Regions from separate parts of the Homo sapiens genome. Here regions 1, 2, 3 and 4 are each linked to region 5. Evidence: chromatin contacts called from ENCODE Hi-C or POLR2A ChIA-PET data. All regions are on one chromosome and are shown on one strand. Each heading gives the region's core, a stretch centred on a gene start or an enhancer-like site at or near the end of the contact. The rest is flanking DNA. Distances are from core to core; before and after follow the strand shown.

Region 1 (2,700 bases), core at 8-2,507, 1.2 Mb after region 5:
AAATTGTTACAATGAATTTCACCTGTTTCTTCTCCTTCTTTTTAAAATTTTTTTATTTTTGAGATGGAGTCTTGCTCTGTTTCCCAGACTGGAGTGCAATGGCGTGATCTTGGCTCACCTCAACCTCTGCCTCCTGGGTTTAAGTGATTCTCCTGCCTCAGCCTCTCTATTAGCTGGGATTACAGGCACCTGCCATCATACCCAGATAATTTTTGTATTTTTGTAGAGACGGGGTTTCACCATGTTGGCTAGGCTGGTCTTGCACTCCTGACCTCGGGTGATCCGCCTGCCTCGGCCTCCCCAAGTGCTGAGATAACAGGCATGGGACACTACACCCGGCTTTCTTTTCTTTCACTTTTATTTTCTTTCTTCTCTTCTCTTCACTTTTCTTTCTTCTTTTTCCTTCCTTCCTTTTCCTTCCTTCCCTCTTTCCTTCTCTCTCTCTCTCTTTCACTCTTTCTTTCTCTCTCTCTCTTTCTCTCTTCTTTTTTTTTCTTGAGATGGAGTTTCACTCTTGTTGACCAGGCTGGAGTGTGCAGTGGGGCGATCTCGGCTCACTGCAACCTCTGCCTCCCTCCACCTCCCGGGTTCAAGCGATTATTTTGCCTCAGCCTCCCGAGTAGCTGGGATAACAGGCGCCCACCACCACGCCTGGTTATTTTTTCTTATTTTTAGTAGGGACGGGGTTTCATCATGTTGGCCAGGCTGGTCTCAAACTCCTGACCTCAGGCGATCCACCCGCCTCGGCCTCCCAAAGTGCTGGGATTACAGGCGTGAGCCACTGCGCCCGGCCCTTCTTTATTTTTAAAGTCTGGCTACTAGAAAATTTAAAATTCACATGTGGCTCACATCTTATTTCATAAGATTGGCTCCTTTTAAAAATCTCAGGCTGCTAGTTCAAAGGACTAGGAGCCAGGAAGGTCATAAAAGCTGAAATTTTAAAATAATTATTTTTTTAAATTTGTGAATAGCCATATATTATTTATAAGTGCTTATGACCTTATACACAAGGTTAAGGGAAAATACCCTCTAAGGTGTGCCTGGCTCAGCTCAGGGAGGAAGCCCTGCCTGAAAAGGCTGCAGCCTAGGCTATCACTCTTTCTTCACTCCGCCCAGCATTTGGTCATATCTTCTGTCACTCAGGGCCTGAAGGGGCGGGCCCTTAAACCGTATCCAATCAGACACGCAGAACTGGGAACCGTCCAATTAGGCACACATTTGGAGCGGCGAGGACGGCTTCCGGGATGTGGCTGGGCCATTGTTTCTCTCTGCTGCCGGAGCTCCAGGTCTACCCTTCACTGCTCTGTGTCCTCAGCGTGTGTGGCTTCGTGACCTGAAGATACTGGGAAATCCATAGCTAAGATGCCAGGACCCCCTGAAAGCCTAGACATGGTGAGAGTGCTGGGTCCGACATCACGAGAGAGGGGAAGGAGTTGCTCGGAACCGGTGGGAAGTGGCTGTGGCGGGACTCAGGCCTCCCCGCAGTCAGCTCCACAATCTGCTCCCTGAGTTCTCCTTGCCCAGCTCGGCCTCAGTCTCCTTCAGCCGTAAGTTGGCGGCTGCGCCAACAGCCGGGGCCCCGGGCGTCCTGTCTCTTCCCTGCACTGTGACTGTGCCCTGCCTGGAGTCCTCTCTGGCAGTTCTGCACCCGCAGCGCCGCGTCTTTCTCAGATTGTGCGGGGACCACGGGAGGGTCATCAGGGGAGAATCCTGACTTGGGGTGCGGGTTCATGAATGGGAAGAGCTTTGGTCCGTGGGGTTCCCAGTTGCTATTTTCTCCTATTAAAAATTTATGGGCGTCACTGCAAAAATATTAAAGAATGTAATCAAAGAGTGGTTCTAGAATTGTAGAGCACCCAGCTATGGTTTGTAGTTTGTGGTCTGTGGGAGAGGCTTGAAGGAAAGTCTTTTATAAAATGCATGATGAAGAAACCAAATTTACTAATTGGTTAGGTACAGTTACATGGTTTCTTAATATGTGCGTTAAAGGTGAAAATTTCCTGGTTATGTAATCAGAGCTTAATTGGCAGTTTACAGTTGCTGAAGCCTGAATTTTGTTTCTCTGAATGTAGTAATTAAAAATAATGCACCTGAGTTAGATTTTTTTTTTAAAGTAAGAATTCAGGGACTAGAAATACCTCAGTCTAATTGCCTGCCACTTAATTATTTTCACACTCCACAGGGAACTGATTTTCTGCTGTATTTTTCACCTGTGTCCCAAGCAGAGTCTTGGAACCAATCCCCCATTTCTCCGGCCTCACTCTGGCTTGCAGTAAGATAATTTCCAGTTTCCTCTGACGTTCCTAAATGCCACCTTTTCCTCCCTAATTCACATTATCGCCTATTTGTCTTTTACTGTACTTTTTTATACCATATTTTAATTATTTTTTTGGCAAAGCATTAAATGGTTAAATGGTGCATTTAAAGAGATTTGTTATCTGTTTGTAAATATTTCCCATGAAAAGAAGGCAAATAATAATACCCTGACACTGCATTGTAGTAAATCTCTGTCTCTTTTGCTTTCATCTTGTCTAGGCACAGAGATGTTACCAGAATGTTTTTGGGTCGAAGTTCTCCTTTGGAAAATCTATGGGGTGATGTGTCCTCAGCCACCCTTTGGTTTTTTCCTGGTCATGGGTTTCAGTACTATCTGGGGATAAACCAAGATAACTGCCATGGTTATGTTAGCTAGAGTGTCCA
Region 2 (2,700 bases), core at 84-2,583, 1.3 Mb after region 5:
ACAGGCGTGAGCCACCGCGCCCGGCCTTCTTCATATCTTAAAGTTAGAGGTTAAGACTGTGGACAGACCCAAAGACATAGAGTTTTCTTCTCCTGTCTCCTGTGGCCCCAGAATTTTTTGTTCACTGTCTGATCTCTGGATGAAAGGTGGACAACAGGTGGCAAAGAGTGGTCTACCTGTGGTTATTTTATTTGTGCTGCCCTCTGCCCTTGCTATGGCCACTATCTATCGCACCCTCAGAACCGAAGATAGATGTTAGTAGAGAGAGGCTGTCTCCTCACCTCTGGCAGAAAAGGGATGTTCAGGGCCTCCACCCACCTGACATCAGAGCTGCACTTCAACGTGGTGGCTGTTGGCCATGTGTGGCTCCTGGGTGCCTGGAATGTGCCTGGTCTGAACTGCAATTTGCTAGAAAAGTAAAATACAGAGTTGGTTTCGAAGATTTAGTTCCAAAAATATATATAGTGCCTTAATAATTACATATTGCTGTGACCCCAGAAAATCTGAGACATCAGTTAATTTAGAAAGTTTATTTTGCCAAGGTTGAGAACACGCCTATGACATAGTTTCAGGAAGTCTTGAGGACACCTGCCCAAGGTGGTCAGGGAACATATTGGTTTTATACATTTTAGGGAGACATGAGACATCAATCAATATATGTAAGAAGTACATTGGTTCAGTCTGAAAAGGTGGGACAACTTGAAGCAAAGGCAGGAAGACACGAAGCTGGAGGGAGCTTCCAGGTCACAGATAGGTGGACTCAAATTCTTTTGAGTTTCTGATTGGCCTTTAGTTCCCAGCTTGAGTTTTCCTTAGTAATTTTGGGGGCCCAAGATATTTTCCTTTCACATTGCTCACATATTAAAATTATAATACTTTAAACATATTGGGTTAGTTACATTATTACAATCAATTCCACGTGTTTCATGTTTCTTTTTAAAGTTTGGCTACTGGAAAATTAAAAATTCACATGTGGCTCACATTTTATTTCAGAGGACTGCCTCCTTTTTAAAATCTCAGGCTGCCTGCTCAAAGGACCAGAAGCTAGGAAGGTGATAAAAGCTAAAATTTAAAAGTAATTGTTATTATATTCTTTTCATTTGTGACTAGCCATATAGTATATTTATAAATGCATATGACCTTACACACAAGGTTCAATGCAAACACCCTCTAGGGTGGGCCTGGCTCAGCTCGGAGGAAAGCCTGCCTGAAAAGGCTGCAGCTAGGCTGTCACGCTTCATTCTGCCCAGCAACTGATCACCCTCTGTCACTCAGGGCCTGAGAGGGCGGGTCTTAAACATTATCCAATCAGGCACGCAGCTGGAGCGACAGGACGGTTTCCGGAATATGGCGGGGCGTTTGGCTCTTGCTGCAGCCAGAGCTCCAGGTCTCGTCTTCATTTCTGTGTCCTTTGTTCTTAGAGGCCCAGCCTGTGTGGCCCTGTGACCCGCAGATATTGGGAGATACACAGCTAAGACTCCAGGACCCCCTGGAAGCCTAGAAATGGTGAGAGTGCCGAGTCTGACATCCCCAGAGAGGGGGAGGGGCTGGTCGGAACCGTGAGAAGTGGCCGTGGCGGACTTAGGTCTCCCGGCAGTCAGCTCCACAATCTGCGCCCGGAATTCTCCTTGCCCAGCTCGGCTTCAGTCCCCTTCAGCCATAAGATGGCGACTGTGCTGACAGCCGGGCCCCGGGCGTCCTGTCTTCCCTCCGCAGTGACTGTGCCTGACGTGTAGCCCTGTCTGGGGAGCTCTGCACGCGCAATTCCGCAGTCTCTCCCAGATTGTGCAAGAACCATGGGAGGGGCGTCAGGTGAGAATAGTGACTCGGGATGCGGGTTCATGAGCGGGAAGAGCTTTGGTCCGTGGGGTTCCCAGTTCCCATTCTCTCCTATTAAAAATCTATGGGAGTGGCCGGGCGCGGTGGCTTATGCCTGTAATCCCAGCAGTTTGCTGGGAGGCGGGCAGATCACTGAGGTCCGGCATTCGAGAACAGCCTGGCCAACATGGTGAAACCCCCTCTCTGCTAAAAATACAAAAATTAGCCGGATGTGGTGGCAGGCATCTGTAATCCCAGCTATGTGGGAGGCTGAGGCACGAGAATCGCTTAAACCCAGGAGACCAAGATTGTGCCATTGCACTCCAGGCTGGTTGACACAATGAGACTATCTCAAACAAAAAAAAAAAAAAAAAAGGGGAGTCACTGCAAAATATTAAAGAATTTAATTAAAGAGTGGTTCTAAAATTGTAAAGCACCCAGCTGTGGGATGTAGTTTGTGGTCCTTTGGAGGAGCTTGAAGGAAAGACTTTGCGCATGGTACAAAAACGCAAATTCAGTTATTGGTTAGGTAGGGTTACGTAGTTTCTTAATTTCCATCTTCAGCTTACAAAATTTCCTGGTTATGTAATCAGAGCTTAATTCCAGTTAATAGTTAACCCTGTATTTGTTTTCCCCAGTGTAGTAATTTACAAAAAAAAAAGCATTTGAGTTAGTTTTTTGTTTTTTTTTTTTTTTTTTTGAGATGGAGTTTCCCTCTTCTTGCCCAATCTGGACTGCAGTGGCGCGATCTCGGCTCACTGCACCTTCCGCCTCCGTGTTCAAGTAATTCTCCTGCCTCAGCCTCCTGAGTAGCTGGGATTATAGGCAGGCACCACCACGCCCGGCTAATTTTGTATTTTTAGTAGAGACGGGGTTTCTCCG
Region 3 (2,700 bases), core at 8-2,507, 1.2 Mb after region 5:
CATTCTGATAAGATTTCTGTGCCTGAGGAAGATAAAAAAAAAAAAGCCATAGAAATTTCATAAAATACAGTGTCAGGGAATTATTTTTTGCTTTCTTCTCATGAGAAATATTTTCAACCAGAAAACAATTTTAAGTGCCATCCAATGCTTTGTCAAAAAATGATTAACTAAAATACAGTATCAAAAATGTACACTAAAGGAAAAACAGTTGAGAATGTGAATTAGGAAAGGCAAGCTGGCATTTGGAAATGTCAGAAGGAACTAGAAATTTAGTATTTTAGTTTATTTGCAGTTTAAATCTAACTGCAGGCCAGAGTTAGGCTGGAGGAATGGGGCTGGGAGGTACACTTGAGACCCCGCTTGGAACGCATGTGAAAAATGCAGGGGAAAATCAGTCCCCTGTGGAGTGTGAGAATAATTAAGTGGCAGGCAATTACACTGAGGAGGCTCTAGTCCCCGGCTTTCTACTTAACAGCAACAGCTACGTAAATGTACCTAACCGATTATTAAATATAGTTTTCTTCATCATGCACCTTATAAAAAGTCTTTCCTTCAAGCTCCTCCCATGAACCACAAACTACAAAACATACTTTTGTGCTCTACAATTATTGAATCACTCTTTGATTAAATTCTTTAATATTTTTTGCGATGACTGCCACAGATTTTTAATAGGAGAAAATAGGAACCGGGAACCCCACAGACCAAAGCTCTTCCCATTCATGAACCCGACCCCAAGTCAGGATTCTCCCCTGACCACCCTCCCATGGTCCCTGCACAATCTGGGAGAGGCGCGGCGCTGCCGGTGCAGAGCCGCCCAGAGAGGGCTGCAGGCCAGGGCACAGTCACTGCGCAGGGAAGAGACAGGACGCCCGGGGGCCCGGCTGTCGGCGCAGCCGCCATCTTATGGCTGAAGGGGACTGAGGCCGAGCTAGGCAAGGAGAACTCGGAGCGCAGATTGTGGAGATGACTGCGGGGAGTCCTGAGTCCCGCCACAGCCACTTCCCACAGGTTTCAACCAGCCCTTCCCCTCTCTCGGGATGTCGGACGGCACTCTCACCATTTCTAGGCTTCCAGAGGGTCCTGGAGTCTTAGCTGTGGATCTCCCAATACCTGCAGGTCACAGAGCCACAGAGTCTGGGCCTCTAGGAGCAGAGGACAAACAGCAGTGAAGACGAGACCGGAGCTCCGGCTGCAGCAAGAGACAAAGGCCGCGCCAAACCCGGAAGCCGCCCTGTCCGGTCCAGCTGCGTGTCTGAGTGAACTGTCCCCAGCTCAGAGTCCCTGATTGGATAATGTTAAAACCCGCCCCTTCAGGCCCTGAGGGACGGAAGATGTGATCAGATGCTGGGCTGAATGAAGTGTGACAGCCTATGCTGCAGCCTTTTCAGGCAAGGCTTCCTCCCTGAGCTGAGCCAGGCCCACCCGAGAGGGTGTTTGCCTTTAATCTTGTGTATAAGGTCATATGCCCTTATAAATAATATGCTATATGGCTATTCACAAATGAAAAGAATATAATAACCCAATTGTTCTAAAAAAAATTTTTTTTTTGAGATTGAGTTTCACTCTTGTTGCCCAGGCTGGAGTGCAATGGCGCGATCTTGGCTCATCGCAACCTCCACCTCGCGGGTTCAAGCGATTCTCCTGCCTCAGCCTCCCGCGTAGCTGAGATTACAGGCATGCGCCACCATGCCCGGCTAATTTTTTTGTATTTTTAGTAGAGACGGGGTTTCTCCATGTTGGTCAGGCTGGTCTCAAACTCCAGACCTCAGGTGATCCTCCCGCCTCGGCCTCCCAAAATGCTGGGATTACAGGCATGAGCCACTGCGCCCGGCCCAACTGTTCTAAAATTTTATATTTTGTGACCTTCCTGACTTCTGGTCCTTTGAGCAGGCAGCCTGAGATTTTAAAAAGGAGGCAATTCTCTGAAATAAAATGTGAGCCACAAGTTGGGCGCTGTACCTCACGCCTGTAATCCCAGTACTTCGGGAGGCCGAAGAGGGTGGATCATCTGAGGTTCAGAGTTCGAGATCAGTCTGGCCAACATGGTGAAACCCCGTCTCTAAAACAATACAAAAAAATTAGCTGGGCATGGTGGCAGGCGCCTGTAATCCCAGCTACTTGGGAGGCTGGGGCAGGAGAATCGCTTGATCCTGGGCGGTGGAGGTTGCAGTGAGACGAGATCACGCCACTGCACTCCAGTATGGACAACAAGAGTGAAACTCTGTCTCAAAAAAAATAAATAAATAAAATAAAATCATAAAATGTGAGCCACATGTAAATTTTAAATTTTCTAGTAGCCAAACTTTATTTTATATTTTTATTTTTTTAGACGGAGTCTCACATTGTTGCCTGGGCTGGAGTGCAATGGCGCGATTTCTGCTCACTGCAACCTCTGCCTCCCGGGTTCAAGCGATTCTCCTGCCTCAGCCTCCCAAGTAGCTGAGATAAAAGGCGCTGGCCACCATGCCCGGCTAATTTGTAGCCAAACTTTAAAAAGAGTTTAGCTCTATTTTTAAAAAGAAACAAAGAACAGGTGAAATTGATTGTAACAATTTAACCCAATATATCGAAAATATTGTCATTTTAATATGTGAGAAATATGTAATTATTAATGAAGTGTGTCTATATATATGGAACTAAACCTTTGAAACTAACTCGTATTTTACCTTTCTAGCACATCGCAGTTCAGACCAGGCGCAT
Region 4 (2,700 bases), core at 90-2,589, 1.9 Mb after region 5:
CACTTGAGGTCGGGAGTTCCAGACCAGCCTGACCAACATGGAGAAACCCCGTCTCTACTAAAAATACAAAAATTAGCCGGGCATGGTGGCAGATGCCTGTAATCCCAGCTACTCAGGAGGCCGAGGCAGGAGACTCACTTGAACCCAGGAGGCAGAGAACACACTTTGTGCCATTGCACTCCAGCCTGGGCAACAAAAGCGAAACTCCATCTCAAAAAAAAATAAAAAAAAAAAAACAAAAAAAACAAAAAAAAACAGACTTAGTTCCAATGATATAGTTCTAACTATATACATGCTACATTAATAATTACACATTGCTCATATAGTAATATTTTGGATATATTGGGTTACTGAAATTGTTACAATCAGTTTGACCTATTTCTTCTTTCTTTTTAAAGTTTGGCTACTAGAAAATTTAAAATTCACATTTGGCTCACATTCTATTTCAGAAGATTGCCTCCTTTTTTTTTTTTTTTTTTTGACGGAGCTTAGTTTCGCTTTTGGTGCCCAGGCTGGAGTTCAAAGCGATCTCGGCTCACTGCAACTCCTGCCTCCCGGGTTCACCTGTCTCGGCCTCCCCAGTAGCTGGGATTACAGGCACCCGCCACCATGCCCCGCTAATTTTTGTATTTTTAGTAGAGACGGAGTTTCATCGTATTGGTCAGGCTGGTCTCCAACTCCTGACCTCAGGTGATCCGCCGGCCTCGGCCTCCCAAAGTGCTGGGATTACAGGCGTGAGCCACCGCACCCGGCCATGATTGCCTCCTTCTTAAAATCTCAGGCTGCCTGATCAAAAAACCAGAAGCCAGGAAGGTCAGGAAAGCTGAAATTTTAAAATAGTTGTTATTAGATTATTTTTGTTTGTGAATAACAATATAGTGTATTTTTTTCTTTTCTTTTTTTTTTTGAGACAGAGTCTCACTCTGTGGCCCAGGCTGGAGTGCAGTGGCGCGATCTCGGCTTACTGCAATCTCCGCCTCCTGGGTTCAAGCGATTCTCCTGCCTCAGCCTCCGGAGTAGCTGGGACTACAGGCGTGAGCCACCGCGCCCGGCCATATTATGTATTATGTATAAACGCATATGACCTTACACACAAGGTTAAATGCAAATACCTTTGGGTTGGGCCTGGCTCAGCTCAGGGAGGAAAACCTGCCTGAAAAGGCTGGAGCTTAGGCTTTCACTCTTTCTTCATTCAGCCGAGCATCTGATCACGTCTCCTGTCACTCAGGGCCTAAAGGGGCGAGGCCTTAAACGTTATCCAGTCAGGGACGCTGGGCTGGAAACCGTCCAATCAGACACGAAGCTGGAGCGGACAGGGTGGCTTCCGGGTTTGGCGGGTACTTTGTCTCTCGCTCTAGCCCGAGCTGCAGGTCTCGTCTTCCCTGGTCTGTGTCCTCTTCTCCTAGGGGCCCAGCCTCTGTGGCCCTGTGACCTGCAGGTATTGGGAGATCCCCAGCTAAGACGCCAGGTCCTCCTGGAAGCCTAGAAATGGTGAGAGTGCTGGGTCCGACATCCTGGGAGAGGGGAAGGGGGTGGTTGGAACCTGTGGGAAGTCGCTGTGGCGGGACTCAGGCCTCCTTGCAGTCAGCCCTACCATCTGCGCCCGAGTTTTCCTTGGCCAGCTCGGCCTCGGTCCCCCTCAGCCATAAGATGGCGGCTGCGCTGACAGCCGGGACCCCGGGCGTCCTGTCTCTTCCCTGCGCAGTGACTGTGCCCTGGCCTGGATCCCTCTCTCGGCAGCTCTGCACCCGCAGCGCCGAGTCTCCCCAGGTTGTGCAGGGACCACAGGAGAGTCGTCAGGGGAGAATCCTGACTCGGGGTGCGGGGTTCATGAATGGGAAGAGCTTTGGTCTGTGGGGTTCTGAGTCTCTCTTTTCTCTTATTAAAAATATACAGAAGTCACCGCAAAAATATTAAAGAATTTAATTAAAGAGTGATTCAAAAATCCGGGCGCGGTGGCACACGCCTGTAATCCCAGCACTTTGGGAGGCCGAGGCAGGCGGATCACGAGGTCAGGAGATTGAGACCATTCTGGCCAATATGGTGAAACCCCGCCTCTACTAAAAATACAAAAATTAGCGGGCGTGGTGGCATGTGCCTATAATCCCAGCTACTCAGGAGGCTGAGGCAGGAGAATCGCTTGAACCAGGAAGTCAGAGGTTGCAGTGAGCCGAGATGGCGCCACTGCACTCCAGCCTGAAGACAGAGCGAGACTCCGTCTCAAAAAAAAAAAAAAAAAAAAAAAAAAAATTGTAAAGTACCCAGCTATGGTTTGTCATTTGTCGTCCATAGCAGGGGCTTGAAGAGAAGACTTTAATAACATGAGATAAAGAAAACCAAATTCAGTAATTGGTTAGATGCAGTTACATAGTTTGTTAATTTGTACTATCAAGGTGGACATTTCCTTGTTATGTAATCAGAGGTTAAATGGTAGTGTATAGTTGGCTACGCCTCAATTTTGTTTCCCCCAATTTAGTAATTTATAAAAACATGCGTTTGAGGCCGGCGCTGTGGCTCACGCTTGTAATCCGAGCACTTTGGGAGGCCCAGGCGGGCGGATCACTTGAGGTCGGGAGTTCGAGACCAGCCTTACCAACATGGAGAAACTCCGCCTCTACTAACAATACAAAATTAGCGGGGCGTGGTAGTGCATGCCTGTAATCCCAGCTACTCCGGAGGCTGAGGCAGGAGAATCGCTTG
Region 5 (2,700 bases), core at 4-2,503:
CATGTTCGAACCCAATTTGAAGAAGCTAAGAACCTTGATAAAAGGTTAGAGGAACTGCTAACTAGAATAAACAGTTTGGAGAGGAACATAAATGACCTGATGGAGCTGAAATGTTTGGCATGAGGCCCAGTCACTAGGGCCCTTTGCGACTGGGCTCAAGGAACACAAAAACGTTATCTTGTTTTTCAATAACTAACATATAGGAATAGATTGAAACAGAGATTTCTCTGAAATGACACTACATGAATGCCTCAATGAATGCCTCAAGGGGGTCACACAACCGGTTCTGAGACTTGGTGACCATTGTTTGTGTCTGTGTTCAATTTATTTCAAAATTAATATTTAACTTTTCCTCCACAAATTCCCCTGTCTTGATGAATGGGCTCTGTCTAGGCAAAAGGCCTGTCTTTATGAATCAGCTCTGTCTAGACAAAAGGCAAGGTAAAACCCTTGGGCTGTTACACAACCTCCGCCTCCTGGGTTCAAGCGATTCTCTTGCCTCAGCCTCCGGAGTAGCTGGGACTACAAGTGCACACCAGCACACCCAGATAATTTTTTGTATTTTTAGTAGAAATGGGGTTTCACCATGTTGGCCAGGCTGGTCTTGAACTCCTGACTCAAGTTATCCGCCCACCTTGGCCTCCCAAAGTGCTGGAATTAGAGGCGTGAGCCACTGCGCCTGGTTCTAAATGATTTCTATTTCCTGTAACAATTTGAAATTACTTAAAGGTTGTTTCAAATTGAAAAAAAGAATGTAGATAAAATATAAAAAGTTAAAAAAATTACAAGTGATTATGAAATATATGTGTAAATCTCGAGAGGTCAAAAGTGACAAATCTGATTTATATATAAGGTTTTATTAAAATTAGCTTTAGTATTGATAATACACTATTACCAAAGTAAAAGTTGATTTTCTAACAAAAATTTTATGTATTATTAATATGACAGCAAAATACTTCTGTTCACCTTTTGAATACATGCAAAAAGAGAGAGAGTAAAAAAGAGATAGAATTTTCCCTTGCTCTAGGGTGGGCCTGGCTCAGCTCAGGGAGGAAGCCCTGCCTGAAAAGGCTGCAGCTTAGGCTGTTACTCTTTCATCACTCAGCCCAGCATCTGATCACATCCTCTGTCACTCAGGGACTGAGTGGGCGGGGCCTTAAGCATTATCCAATCAGAGACGCTGGGCTGGAAACCGTCCAATCAGGCAGGCAGCTGGAGCAAAGAGGACGGCTTCCGGGTTTGGCGCGGCCTTTGTCTCTCGCTGCATCTGGAGCTCTAGGTCGCCTCTTCGCTACTCTGTGTCCTCTGCTCCTAGAGGCCCACCCTCTGTGGCCCTGTGTCCTGTAGGTATTGGGAGATCCACAGCCAAGATGCCGGGACCCCTTAGAAGCCTAGAAATGGTGAGAGTGCCCATTGGACATCCTGAGAGAGGGGAGGGACTGGTTGATGGGAAGTGGCTGTGGAGGGACTCAGGCCTCCCCGTAGTCAGCTCCACAATCTGCGTCCGGACTTCTCCTTACCCAGCTCGGCCTCAGTCCCCTTCAGCCATAAGATGGTGGCTGCGCTGACAGCCGGTCCCGGGGCGTCCTGTCTCTTCCCTGCGCAGTGACCGTGCCCTGGCCTGGCGCCCTCTCTGTGCAGCAGCTCTCCACCCGCAGCTTCGGGTCTCTCCCAGATGGTGCGGGAACCACGAGAAGGTCATCAGGGGAGAATCTTGACTCGGGGTGCGGGTTCACGATTCGGAAGAGCTTTGGTCCGTGGGGTTCACAGTTTCTCTTTTCTTTTGTTAAAAATTTATGGGGCCGGGCGCGGTGGTTGACGTCTGTAATCCCAGCATTTTGGGAGGCGAAGGCTGGCGGATCACTTGAGGTAAAGGGTTGCTAGGACAACTAAATTCCTCTTCAAAGACTCAACTTCCTGATCAGAAGTTGTAAAAGTTGTAAAACAACCCTACCCCTTTTTCTCCCTTTTCCTTTTCTCGCAAATCGCTCGTTTATCCTATTTGGAAAAAGTTTGGGTCTAAGCCAACCGGGATCAGCTTAGATTGTGCGGTCTGACCCCAGCCAATAGGGGAAGGACACAAAAACAAAAACTACGTTGGGGTTAAAAACCCATTCCTGGTCGGGCGCGGTGGCTCACGCCTGTAATCCCAGCATTTTGAGAGACCTAGGCGGGAGGATCTTGTGGTCAGGAGTTCTAGACCATCCTGGCCAACACCGTGAACCCCGTCTCTACTAAAAATACAAAAATTAGCCAGGTGTGGTGGCAGGCACCTGTAATCCCAGCTACTTGGGAGGCTGAGGCACGAGAATTGGTTGAACCCAGGAGGCGGAGGTTGCAGTGAGCTGAGACCGCGCCATCGTACTTAAGTGTGCGTGACAGAGCAAGACTCCTTCACACACACAAAAGAAGGGCCAGGCGCAGTGGCTCACGCCTGTAATCCCAGCACTTTGGGAGGCCAAGGCAGGCGGATCACCTGAGTTCGGGAGTTCGAGACCGGCCTGACTAACATGGAGAAACCCTGTCTCTATTAAAAATACAAAATTAGCTGGGCTTGGTGGCGCATGCCTGTAATCCCAGCTACTCGGGAGGCTGAGGCAGGAGAGTTGCTTGAACCCGGGAGGAGGAGGTTGCGGTGAGCCGAGATCGTGCCATTGCACTCCAGCCTGGGCAACAACAGCGAAACTCCGTCTCAAAAAA

Evidence for each region. Hi-C counts contacts between places; a loop is a spot of excess contacts on that map. ChIA-PET counts read pairs that join two places held with the same protein, here RNA polymerase II (POLR2A). Pooled maps may share reads with other maps.
Region 1: a loop to region 5 is called in a map of naive thymus-derived CD4-positive, alpha-beta T cell, with 4 times the contacts of the local background. The contact joins the promoter of ZNF493 here to the promoter of ZNF486 in region 5. A Hi-C loop is called at or near these places in 2 of 168 maps with a recorded cell type or tissue (CD4-positive, alpha-beta memory T cell and naive thymus-derived CD4-positive, alpha-beta T cell) and 5 of 50 pooled maps. POLR2A ChIA-PET finds 5 or more read pairs at or near these places in 1 of 52 experiments (activated T-cell).
Region 2: a pooled map shows a loop between it and region 5 (7-fold over the local background). The contact joins the promoter of ZNF429 here to the promoter of ZNF486 in region 5. A Hi-C loop is called at or near these places in 6 of 50 pooled maps. POLR2A ChIA-PET finds 5 or more read pairs at or near these places in 5 of 52 experiments (CD4-positive, alpha-beta T cell, CD4-positive, alpha-beta memory T cell, activated B cell and 2 more).
Region 3: a pooled map shows a loop between it and region 5 (6-fold over the local background). The contact joins the promoter of ZNF708 here to the promoter of ZNF486 in region 5. A Hi-C loop is called at or near these places in 5 of 50 pooled maps. POLR2A ChIA-PET finds 5 or more read pairs at or near these places in 2 of 52 experiments (CD4-positive, alpha-beta T cell and activated B cell).
Region 4: a loop to region 5 is called in a pooled map, with 8 times the contacts of the local background. The contact joins the promoter of ZNF257 here to the promoter of ZNF486 in region 5. A Hi-C loop is called at or near these places in 5 of 50 pooled maps. POLR2A ChIA-PET finds 5 or more read pairs at or near these places in 2 of 52 experiments (CD4-positive, alpha-beta T cell and activated B cell).

What each region holds. Positions count from the first base shown.
Region 1 is chr19:21,395,876-21,398,575 of GRCh38, forward strand. It overlaps ZNF493 (zinc finger protein 493), which reads left to right and starts at 1,258. Exons shown (of 4, transcript NM_001076678.3): 1 at 1,258-1,392. The coding sequence starts at 1,363. RefSeq lists a silencer at 1,297-1,535.
Region 2 is chr19:21,504,269-21,506,968 of GRCh38, forward strand. ZNF429 (zinc finger protein 429) reads left to right here and starts at 1,334. Exons shown (of 4, transcript NM_001001415.4): 1 at 1,334-1,506. The coding sequence starts at 1,504. RefSeq lists enhancers at 1,115-1,717, 1,333-1,652, 1,663-2,022, 1,718-2,319.
Region 3 is chr19:21,328,153-21,330,852 of GRCh38, forward strand. It overlaps ZNF708 (zinc finger protein 708), which reads right to left and starts at 1,258. Exons shown (of 4, transcript NM_021269.3): 1 at 1,058-1,258. The coding sequence starts at 1,060. RefSeq lists enhancers at 811-1,010, 1,051-1,230, 1,115-2,103 and a silencer at 1,350-1,571.
Region 4 is chr19:22,051,145-22,053,844 of GRCh38, forward strand. It overlaps ZNF257 (zinc finger protein 257), which reads left to right and starts at 1,340. Exons shown (of 4, transcript NM_033468.4): 1 at 1,340-1,491. The coding sequence starts at 1,489.
Region 5 is chr19:20,165,961-20,168,660 of GRCh38, forward strand. It overlaps ZNF486 (zinc finger protein 486), which reads left to right and starts at 1,254. Exons shown (of 4, transcript NM_052852.4): 1 at 1,254-1,400. The coding sequence starts at 1,371. All of the region lies in intron 5 of LOC105372310 (a long non-coding RNA gene), which reads right to left. RefSeq lists an enhancer at 1,836-2,700.